Linked DNA regions of Mus musculus: regions 1 and 3 are each linked to region 2. The links are chromatin contacts, found by Hi-C or POLR2A ChIA-PET in ENCODE. All regions are on one chromosome and are shown on one strand. The core of a region is the stretch at or near the end of the contact, and the rest is flanking DNA. Distances in the headings are between cores, read along the strand shown. Region 1 overlaps Camk2b (calcium/calmodulin-dependent protein kinase II, beta). Region 2 holds the start of Ykt6 (YKT6 v-SNARE homolog (S. cerevisiae)). Region 3 holds the start of Gck (glucokinase).

The links. A loop is a pair of places that touch in the nucleus more often than their neighbours do. ChIA-PET counts read pairs that join two places held with the same protein, here RNA polymerase II (POLR2A).
Region 1: POLR2A ChIA-PET joins it to region 2 with 11 read pairs in Patski. The contact joins the enhancer-like site here to the promoter of Ykt6 in region 2. POLR2A ChIA-PET finds 5 or more read pairs at or near these places in 2 of 5 experiments (Patski and embryonic stem cell).
Region 3: a loop to region 2 is called in a map of gastrocnemius, with 2.3 times the contacts of the local background. The contact joins the promoter of Gck here to the promoter of Ykt6 in region 2. A Hi-C loop is called at or near these places in 1 of 37 maps with a recorded cell type or tissue (gastrocnemius). POLR2A ChIA-PET finds 5 or more read pairs at or near these places in 2 of 5 experiments (Patski and embryonic stem cell).

The regions. Positions count from the first base shown.
Region 1 is chr11:5,998,645-6,002,121 of GRCm38, reverse strand. Camk2b (calcium/calmodulin-dependent protein kinase II, beta) reads left to right here. Exons shown (of 21, transcript NM_007595.5): 4 at 730-784. Among named protein-coding and RNA genes, the nearest start is that of Ykt6, 45 kb to the right of the region's middle. Within about 2 kb of position 1,560, at least 3 of the 3 ENCODE cell types and tissues checked have a DNase peak (open chromatin) inside an H3K27ac peak, as active enhancers do.
Region 2 is chr11:5,954,467-5,957,830 of GRCm38, reverse strand. It overlaps Ykt6 (YKT6 v-SNARE homolog (S. cerevisiae)), which reads right to left and starts at 2,073. Exons shown (of 7, transcript NM_019661.4): 1 at 1,827-2,073. The coding sequence starts at 1,930.
Region 3 is chr11:5,913,274-5,916,868 of GRCm38, reverse strand. Gck (glucokinase) reads left to right here and starts at 1,734. Exons shown (of 10, transcript NM_001287386.1): 1 at 1,734-1,902. The coding sequence starts at 1,858. Gm11967 (predicted gene 11967) reads right to left here and starts at 1,602. Exons shown (of 2, transcript NR_166847.1): 1 at 1,473-1,602; 2 at 107-535.

The DNA.
Region 1 (3,477 bases), core at 311-2,810, 45 kb before region 2:
CAAAGGGCAGGATCTGCAGGTGGGAGAGCAGGGCCCAGAGTGACTCATTCCTAGAAAATCTTTACTGCTTGGTGCAGAGTGCAGCCCCAAGCCGAGACCTGGCAGCTCCCTCCCACCATCGCCATCATTCCTCAGAGCCCATCAGCCCCAGCCCAGGCCAGACAGGACTGAATACAAGTTCAGCAACTGGTGTGGTAATAGGGCCAGAGAGAGGGAAACTGTCTGAGCCTCTGAAATATACCTCACCTGGTAATCTTTCTCAGTGGAGGCCCTGTCCTGCTGAGGACAGGAAAATCGGTTTGTTTCTTGCAGAAACCTCTCCCTTGAAGACATGGCTCCTGTTAGGGCTCAGCAGTGAGCCTTTGCTGTGTTTCCCGATGGTAGGGGAAATAGGAGAACAGAAAGGGGCCAGTGGAAGGGCAAGGTGCTGCCTAGACCTCCATGGTGCTCCCTCAGGGCTCCATGGTGCTCCCTCAGGGCTCTATGGTGCTCCCTCAGGGCTCCGTGATGCTCCCTCAGGCTCAGCATGCAGCACCTCAAGTCAGCTCATATCTTCCCCCAGACCCAGGCAGCCATCTTGTCTTGGGGGAGACCCTGTGGGCCACAGAGACAAGTTCCCTGCCCCAGGCGTGCAGCACGGGTGCTGGGTGGGCCCTGACAGGGTGGCGGTGGGCAGTAGGGAATATCCTGGGCTACCTCCTGCTCCTCACGACTTCTCTGTCCCTGCAGTACGCCTCCATGACAGCATCTCTGAAGAGGGCTTCCACTACCTGGTCTTCGATCTGTAAGTGCCAAATCCAAGGACCCTCACCTTTCTTTCACTCCCAGCATGGGGCCCACAGCCTCTTCAGATTCAGGAGCAGGCCTGTCCCCACATCAGGACACTCCGAGTGCACCTCTGCAGGGGTCACCTCATTCCCAGCCACACGCAGCCTAGCCAGCGCTGATATGGCTGTGCATGGGTTTTTACCCAGTCTGAGTGTGACATGCTGAGGACGCCAACTCTGCAGAAAACCTGTCGGTTGGGACAGTGGAGGGAAGACCAGGGAGAGCAGCCATTCACTTCCCTCCATTCTGAGGCCTGCCATGCTGGGTTGGGGGCGCAGCTAGCTGATGTGAGCATGCGTGTTTGTAAGTGAGGGTGGAAGGATGCATGTGCATGCATATGTGTAGAGCTTAGAGCAAGCACAGAGATGCTTTGTGTAAAGTCCATGAGTGTACATGCATGTCTGTTTTCGAAGTGTGATTGGGTATGTTTTGGAGATACAGGCCTCTGTGTGTGTGTGTGTGTGTGTGTGTGTGTGTGTGTGTGTGTGTGTGCTTGCATGAGTGTGTGTGTGTGCTTGCATGAGTGTGTGTGTGTGCAGTAGCTGAGTGAGAAGGCGTTCGGGGCCAACTCCGCCTCTCACTTCCTGCCGGATTTAGAAGCGATGATCTCATCTCCCTTTACTCTTGGCAGCCCCTGCTAAGCAGCACTATATTTAGCTGTCTGTGAATCAGGGCTGCTGCAGGACCCTGGGCTGGGTGGGGGCCCAGGGGCTTTGGCTTGTCCTGGTGGCCTCCAGACTGCACAGCCAGGGAAACCTGGCTCTGGTACCGTTACCATGGTTACCCCATGCCCTCTGGCTGCCCTTGAGCAACAGGCTGAATGGGAACAGGAGGAGCCTTCCTAGGGCCACCTCTTAGCCCTTCCTCCCTCAAACAGCCTGACAGATGTCTGGGCCGTTGGGCATGCAGGCCTTAGCATCCTCTGCCTTGTAGCATCTTCCGGTGAAGAGCTAGGCTGCCCCTGCATGGGGTTTGTTTACTTCTCAGCTACCCCTGTGTGAGCCACAAGACCCTGCCTAGAGTGATCTGCTAGATAACAGGCTGCAGTCTGATTGAATCTGGGCTGAGACACCAGTCCTGTGGCTTGAGGTGGGGTGGGCTCTCTTTCCCCCTGTGTGCCCCAAAATCACCTTTACCACCCTTCTTCTCAAGAAACAGAGGTCTGTGGGCTGAGGGTGGTCATGATGACCAGTGGATGGCTGCACTTGTTTCAGGAGCCAAGAAGGAAAGAGAGGGTGGGGGAGGGAGGGATGTGTATATGTGACACATTTATCTCTCAGACCTCTCAGCACATGCCAGGCAGACAGCTGCAGGGAGAGACTGAGGAGGTGGGTCTGGACAGAAGGTCTAAATATCCTCCCCCCATACCTCCAGAGCCTCCAGGGTTGCAGGTTCTGAGGTGGTTTGGTAGCCCCCCAGTAGGCCTCAAGGCCTTGTCAGCTGAGAGCCCTGCAGGTTTGGGGAGGTGGCCGATACACACCATGGAAGTTACAGAGCAGAGCTTGCAACAGTGACCGCGCATGGCATCCAGCTCAGTAGAGGCCCAGCTTCCTGTCCCGTGACTCTGGACCAAGAGATGACCCTGGTGCCCACACACCAAAGCATCAGTGCCTGAACACATGCAGTAACTCAGGGAGCCTTGCCCTGGCACAGATCTGGCAAACCAAGGCTATCCTTTGAACTACAGTTTTGCACCAAGATACATTGGCCTTACACCATTTTTTCTGCCCAGACTTGAGTTTTCAAAGCCTGGTTCAAGAATTTTGTGTCAAGACTCAAACTGTCGATCACACAGCACTGGGGATAACAGCCCCTTACATGGGCTACTGCTGGACAGACTCTCCTGGTCCACATATGTGCAAACCACACATTTACAGTGTTGCTTTGCCATGGGCATTTGATGTATGGACAGAGACAAAGGGCAGGAGGGTGTGTGGGCAGAGTACACTACCTATGTTGTCTATGGTTTCATGGGGACAGGAATTCAAGTCTTTCAAGCCCTCAGCCCACCATGGAGGCCAGATACAGGCACTAAATCCACTCTGTGATGGCCCAGATCTGGCTCAAGAGAGCAGAGCATTGAATAGGGGGAGCCAGATAGTCTCAGACCTAGGATTAAGGTTCACAAAGCTGGGTGTAACCCTGGGAAGCCCTGGCTCTGCAAACTCATGTGCTTACGTGTGAAGCCCACTTAGGTGTAAAGAAACTCAGTTTTCTCGGGAAACAGGTGTGAAGAAGGAAGCATTCCATGATGGTGAACGAGTATGCCTTTGATAAGTTGTCACTATTGGGGTGTGTGTGTAAGGATGGAGATGATGGTAATGATGGTATGGTGATGGAATGGTGATGGTAGTCATGGTGGTGAGATGGTAGCAGCGATGACAATGGTGAAGGTAACAGTAGCATTGGTGGCAGTAGCAATGATGAGGTGTTAGTGATGATGGCAGCTATGGTGATGGTCATGGTGATATAATGAAGATGGCATGAGAACAGTGATGGAGGAAGTGGTGACGGTGATGGTGATGACTGTGGTGACCATGGTGACAGTGATGGTGATGACTGTGGTGGTCATGGTGACAGTGATGGTGGTGGCTATGGTGGCCATGGTGACAGTGATGGCGATGACTGTGGTGGTCATGATGATGGTGG
Region 2 (3,364 bases), core at 824-3,323:
GTGAAGCTCTGAGAATCCTCCATATAAACAGAGAGAGAGAAAAACGGAAAGATCCAGAGCCAAGTTGGCACCACAGGTTCCATCCCAGAAGAAGAACACCAAGCACAGAGCAGGGGCCAGGGCACACAGAGGAGAGGAGCAGGAAGAGCAAACGGAGCCAGAGATGACTCAACAATTCCACCTTCAGGGGTGCACACCACAGCAAATTGTAAGCTGTGTCTCTGTGTATCTGAGCATCCACGTGCCATCTGTGTGCAGCTGCATGTGTACGCAGGGAGTCTTTCCTCAGGAGCCATCCACCTTTGTTAGGATGAAGTTGGTTATGCGCTCACAGAGTAGGCTTGAGCAGGGGGCCAGTCATCGCGCCATGATCCCCAGCGGGTCAGTCATCAGGCGCCATGATCCCCAGCGGGTCAGTCATCAGGCGCCATGATCCCCAGCAGGTCAGTCATCAGGCGCCATGATCCCCAGCGGGTCAGTCATCAGGCGCCATGATCCCCAGCGGGTCAGTCATCAGGCGCCATGATCCCCAGCGGGTCAGTCATCAGGCCCTGAGCCCCATCACCTTGTCTCTGTTTCCCTAGCTTTGAAAGTACAAGCATGTGTCAGGACACCCAGAGGTTGGTTGGTTGGTTTGTTTGTTTTTCCTTTTGATGTATTTGGGATCAAACCCAGGCCCCTCATGCAGCAAGCAGTCTCCTGAATGAACTATTTCTCCACTCAAGCTACCTTCCAACCCCTTGGCAAACACTATTCACATAACTATAATCCACAGCAACTCATGTCCATCAGCGGATGGATACATAAACAAAACATAGTGTTTACATAAAACTCAATACTGTATATATTTTAAAGGGGAGAAAAATTTGGTATCTGCAGAAACATAGGTCAACCTTGGGGTCATTCTGCTTAGTAAAATCAGTGGGACACAAAAAGCCAACTACTATATATCCCACTTATATGAAGTCATTAGAACCATCAAAAGCTGAGACACAACCTGAACAAGCAGATTTCCCCAGACGTTGAGTCAAGATGACCACAGGTCCTACCCTGTTGGGCCCTTTTCCTTTTGTGTCTGAGTCACTCCCACAAGACTGGGTATCTGTGCAGCTTACAATTAAAGCACCCCACAATCCTTTACATGCCTACAAGCAATACAAATCCAGTGGTTCCTGCCTAGCTACCAGTGTGGACCCTTCCTGATAATCAAGGCCCAAACACTAAAAAGAATGAGTTTGACCCCTGACTCCCAATCCTTGAGGAATCAACGATTTTACTCATAAAAGAAACACCTCCATACAGAACTTCTGGAAAGAGCTTTGACCAGCGACTTTCACAAACTGTGGGCTGCAACCCCTTTGGCAAACCTCAATCTCCAAAAATACATATGCATAACAGTAGCAAAATTACAGTTATGAAGTAGCCACGAAAATAATTTTATGGTTGGGGGTGGGAGGGTTCCCTCAACATGAGAAACGGTACTAAAGGGTCGCAGCGCAAGGAAGGTGAGAACCACTGGCAACGACGAAATACAAAGGTTAAGACACCAAACACTGGTTAAATCACAGGGTGCGAGGCGTAGTCAACATACTTATTTCTGAGTCCGGAGATCCCAGATCAGAACAGTTGGCAGCGCGTCTGTAATCAATGGCCTTCCAATCTTTCTACAACTGGGCAATACCGCGTAGGGCAGAGCCCTTTCCCAGGGTTGCTAACGACTCCTCAGGTACAGCCTGCCGCCCGAGGGAGGCCAAAGCCGTGCTCGCCCTTCGAGAGACTCGACTCCCTGGACTCCGGGTCCAGCCACCCGGGCCCGGCCCACTTACCTGGACCTCTGGAAGAAACTAAAGGAAGACACGTCGTACGCGGCCTTGAGCAGCACCGCTTTCGGATCGCCTTTGTAAAGGACACTAAGGCTGTACAGCTTCATGGCGCCGCACCTTCGGGCCGCCGGCTGAGCCCCAGACCCGCTCCCAGGAGCGCGGCCACAGTCCCTCAGAACAGCGGCGGCCGCCTCCTGACGGGGCCCGGCCGGCTTCTTCCTCCTAGAGTAAGGCCCACTTCCGGTTCCGGTGGCGAGTTGCTCCAGCCGCTCCTCGGAGGCCCGAAGGCAGGGTACGCGCGTGCGCGGACGGGTAGCTAAGCGGCGGGGCGCGCCCGCGTCCGCCCGGGTCGGCGCCAGGAGGCTCGGTCTCCGCCTGCGTGGCAGTGCCTTGGCGCAGGTTCCCTTCCGGGCTGTCGCGCGGACCCTGGCTGCCGGTGGGGAGTGCTGTGCCGTACCATCGCTCTTTTTTCCCCATTCTGCTAGAAAAACAACCCGTAGCTGTCCCCACTCTATACTTTTGTTGCATTCTATGTGTAACAGCACCAGGCTACCCAACCTCTTCCCTGGGTGTCCCAAGTACAGACGACTAAAAGAAAGGCCCTTCATCCTTTCTCTTGCAATAATAAAAATCAGAAACGTCACTGGCTATGGCCACTCAGCTTGGACACACTTGTTCGACAAGCCAGGCGGCCAGAGGTGTCAGCTATATTCACCTGCACTGACACCATGGCTCCACAGGCGGCAGACGGAGAACCATTTCTGAAGAAAGCCTCTTTATCCAAAGTTGTACAAAATTACCAGGATAGTGACCTTGCAGAAAGAGATGTGGATTAAGAAAATTGATAGCAAGAAGCAGACCTTGGGCTTCCAATGTGAACAGCAAAATGCTTATCAAACTCCCTTACAGCCACTCTTGGCACCTCTTCCTGCTTTTCTCTGACTTTACCCAGCCTCCCTTGGTCCCAGGAAGTCTCATCTAGAGATATGCGAACTCCCCAAGCCAAGCTTGTTAATCAATTTCAAATGACATTGTTTTCCCCTGCGTTTCCCCAGCTGTTATCCAGCCTGAATTCGGTCCCAGTACTTCCGCACCGCAAAAGTTACCCCCCCCCCCCAATCTGTTGGACTCAAAAAATACCTTTTTTGTAGACATGTTGGTAAAAGTGATAAACTATCAAATTCCAAGTCCTGCTCATTGCAGATGTTTAACAATGACGACGATGGTTATTTGCACCATTACGTTAAATGACAGAAAGAAAGAAAGAAAGAAAGAAAGAAAGAAAGAAAGAAAGAAAGAAAGAGGAAGCAAGCCTCATGAGAGGCCGAAGGTGCCCTTGAGGCTGTTAGAAGCAGAGCTTTAAAGGGAGGCTAAAATCTGAGCAAGGTCTACAGATTAGATAAGAGCACTATATCTTTATTTCCAGCTTTCAGTCACTGACTGCCCTGACCTTATAAGAGAAGTCTCTGGTGCATGCATGCATGCACACTAACACACAGTAACATAAATAGATGAACACTATGTATACAACTTACTCCGAA
Region 3 (3,595 bases), core at 485-2,984, 41 kb after region 2:
ACACACACACACACACACACACACACACACACACACACATACACACACACACACGCATGCTTGCATACACATGAGAGGAGAAAAAAGGAGGTGGAAGGTCACCAACTAGGACAGAAAATGGTTCCTTCAGTTTACTCACTCCCTCTATCAAATGAAAGATGAAGATGGGAAAATGCTCTAACTCATGGCTGCAAGGCTCTGTTTTTCTCCAAATCCAAGCAGACACAGTGTTCATGCAGCTTTCCATGTCCTGTGCGTCCATCATGAGATCTCATCCCTAAGGCACCTTCTGTCCTGTCCCCTCCTCTCCAGTCGTGACTGTTGAGTGTAGGAAGAACATCGAGCTACGTGTCCTTACTGCAGAATGGTACTCCTGGACGAGGTGGATTCACAGGGGGGGGCGGTGAGTTGCCAGAGTTGTCCTGGGTGCTTAGCCAACTAGATCCCATTCTTCCCTCAAAGGTGCAGTGACTGGAAAGAGACCACGCCCTGGGACATGTTCTGGGAGGATGCTTGCTGCTCATGCGCAGTCTGGCTGAGACAGAAATCCGCTCCGTTTGTCTCTGGCTTTGCATTGGTTCACACCCTTCCTCCCACCTCCCAGAGATTAGAGCTTGAAGATTTGCCTCCTCCTCCTCCTCCTCCTCCTCTATCCTCCTCTTCCTCTTCCTCTCCTGTGACTTGCCCAGGAGATGGGAGCAAGGCTCCCAGGCAGCTCCAAGACCAGCCACCCCAAATTCAGGCATGAGCTCAACCCCCAAAGCAAAAGGGGCTCAGAGCCAGGGGTTGGGTAGTCAGAGGCTTGTCATATGAGGTCTGGTGAGGCCAGCTTTGCTCTATTTTGGGAAAGTGATCAATCGTGTCAAGGGGTGACCATACTGGCCAATCTTGGGAAAACCTGGCATTCTGACAGGCACCCTATGTACCCTGTCATACTTGCCAGTGGCAGCTAATTTTAGCAGGGCTTGGAAATGCCAGCAAGTGCAGAGTATGTTGGGGTCACTCCTGGCCAAACCCAAAGAAAGGTCTAGGAGGTGTCTGAACCCCGTAGAAGAGCCCAGAATGTCCTGAGCATTGCTGTCACAAAATTTAACGGCCTCTTCTATTCTATTTCTTGCTGTTTGGGTTAAAGGAAATTTAAGAAGATTCCACAATAGTTAAAAAAAAAAATTGTTTTACTTGCAGGGGAGGGGGTGTCAGGGAAGCCAGAGGACCTGAATCTTCTCCAGCTTGTATGTGCACAGATGTCCTTCCCATCTGCCCCAGTCCATGCCGTGACCAAACTCTCCCTTCCACAAACGCTTGGCTTCCTTCCTTCCTTCCTCCAGCTTCTCCTTCCCAGCCAAGTTCTATGGTGGAGCCCCAGACTGTGTGGCTGTGCATAGCCAACCCTCCATAGGTGAAACCCCATGAGGATCTCCACTACCCACAAGTCTGAAGCCTCACTGGCTCACACAGCTCCTCGTGCCTACCTGTTTCAAAGCATCCGATCATCATCTTCTGTAACAAGTCTGGAAGGGGGCATGTGAGTGGGCTAGCTCCAGCCACTTCATCAACCTCTCCACAGCAGCTCCAACCAGTGTTCAGAGAACATGGTAGCCTGTCTCATAGCCCTGTCCCTGTGGCCTTTGTCAAACCTGATCCCACGTGGTTCTTTGTCCTGGCCCTGGCCCTGTCCCTGACCCCGTGGCAGTAGGCAGGGTATTTTAGGAGCCACCTCTCAGACTGACCCATTAGTGCAGAAGTCCTTGGCTGCCTGTCTTTTGCAACACTCAGCCAGACAGTCCTCACCCACAGCAGGTGGCCTCGGGAGTCAGGAACATCTCTACTTCCCCAACGACCCCTGCTTATCCTCAGATGGCTGTGGATACTACAAGGAGGGGAGCCCAGTCGTTGACTCTGGTAAGGGCCCCTCACAGGCCAAAGGCCTTGAATTGGGGGAGACCTGGAGGGCAGCATGCTCAGGTTGGAGAGAGGGATTGGTTCAAGGATGAGTGCGATCCTGTAGGAGACCTGGATTTGTCCCTTCTTCCCTGTATCCCTTCTCATTGGTGCTACGATTGTCCAGCTCTTGAGGAGTCCACCAGGGCTTGTTTCTGGAATGACAGTGCCTAGCCTCGGGATGTTTTCTGAGTGCTGCTCATCTCTAAGGGGCACCTCATGGCTGTACTCAGTAGAGTGTGGGGCTTTCTTCTCCAGAAGTATGTGGATGGCTGACCTAGGGCCACTCACTCCTTTGTATAAAGCCACCATAGGACCTTGGAAAAGAGGATCCAGGCTAAGACTGGACATGCAGGTGCTGACACTGTCTCTGGACCTTCAGAACTGTGGCTTTTGTCTGTAGGCTGCTATGGCCCTTGTCCAGATCCTCTGGGGTCTACAGTTCCCTGGGGCTACCTCTCCCACTGCTAAGATGGTAAACACAGCACTTGATGGTGTCTTCTTTTTTTCCTGCATTATAAGGTGGGCAATCAGAGTGTGCTCAGGGATCTGACCCTGCCAGCTCTATCCCTCCCACTTTTGCTATTAGTTCCCTGTGACCTAATCCAGACTTGTATAAGAACATCTCCATGCTAAGGGCTTGTTTCCCCACTGTTTCCCTGAACTGTGTCTGCACACAGCCAGCCATACATACTTGAGGCAGCTATGTGCAGGCAGATGGGTTGCTTAGATTGGTTTCCCAGGATGCCTAATCCCAGTGGATCCCTGCTGCAGCTGCTCAGGCTCGTCCATGTGATCCTCCTAGTGTGTCTCTTCCTAAACCCCCTAGACCAAGCTGTCACCAGATGTCTGTATGTTCTCTAGACCTTACCACATCTCTGTCCTGTGTGCACTGTCACAGTACACAGATTCTGGAGACAGCCTAATGCCACCCAGTTCCACCCTGTCTCAAGAAGTCCGCATTCTGTAGCCAGGCGTCTCTAGCCTTCTCGTGGTTGTCGGGGTGACTCCTTTCTCCCCTCTATGCAACTTCCTCACTTTCTAGGAAAGTGAGGAGCTGCACCCCTCAGCCCACCCTGACACCCACTTCCTTGCCTCACCACCCAACTCAACTCTACTGTCATGTAATTCTCTTCCGTGACTCTCCGTGAGCACTGGCCTCGTGTGGTACTGTGCTTGGACAGATAGACAGACAGACAGACAAACAGACAGACAGCAAATGCTCTCAGCTCTTCTCTAACATCCCACACACCACAGAGCACACTGGCTAGAACTGGCATCAGCTCAGGAAACCTGCCAGTGCTCTTCAGGGGACTCAGGAGAAGGGAGTCCTCCCACAGGAAAAGCCCTATGTTTGCTCGTGGCCATGAACCTTGGTTATGTGTCCTGTGACTTTTCAGACAAGGCCCACAAGAGAATCTAGTGAGCTACCAGGGTCTCCCTGCAGCACGAGGTACTTCTAGAGACACGTGAGAATGGCTAACTGGACACCTGCCAAAGCCAGCTCCTGAAGTCCTGCAGGAAGGATCCCAATGGGCGAGTGTCGGCTCCGAGTCCAGGCTTCTGCTTACAACCCAGCTCCGCACTCTTGGCTCTGTAGGCTCTGCACACCGTGGCTTTGTGGGGGTGGGTTGTAGAGTGTGTGTTTAGCAAC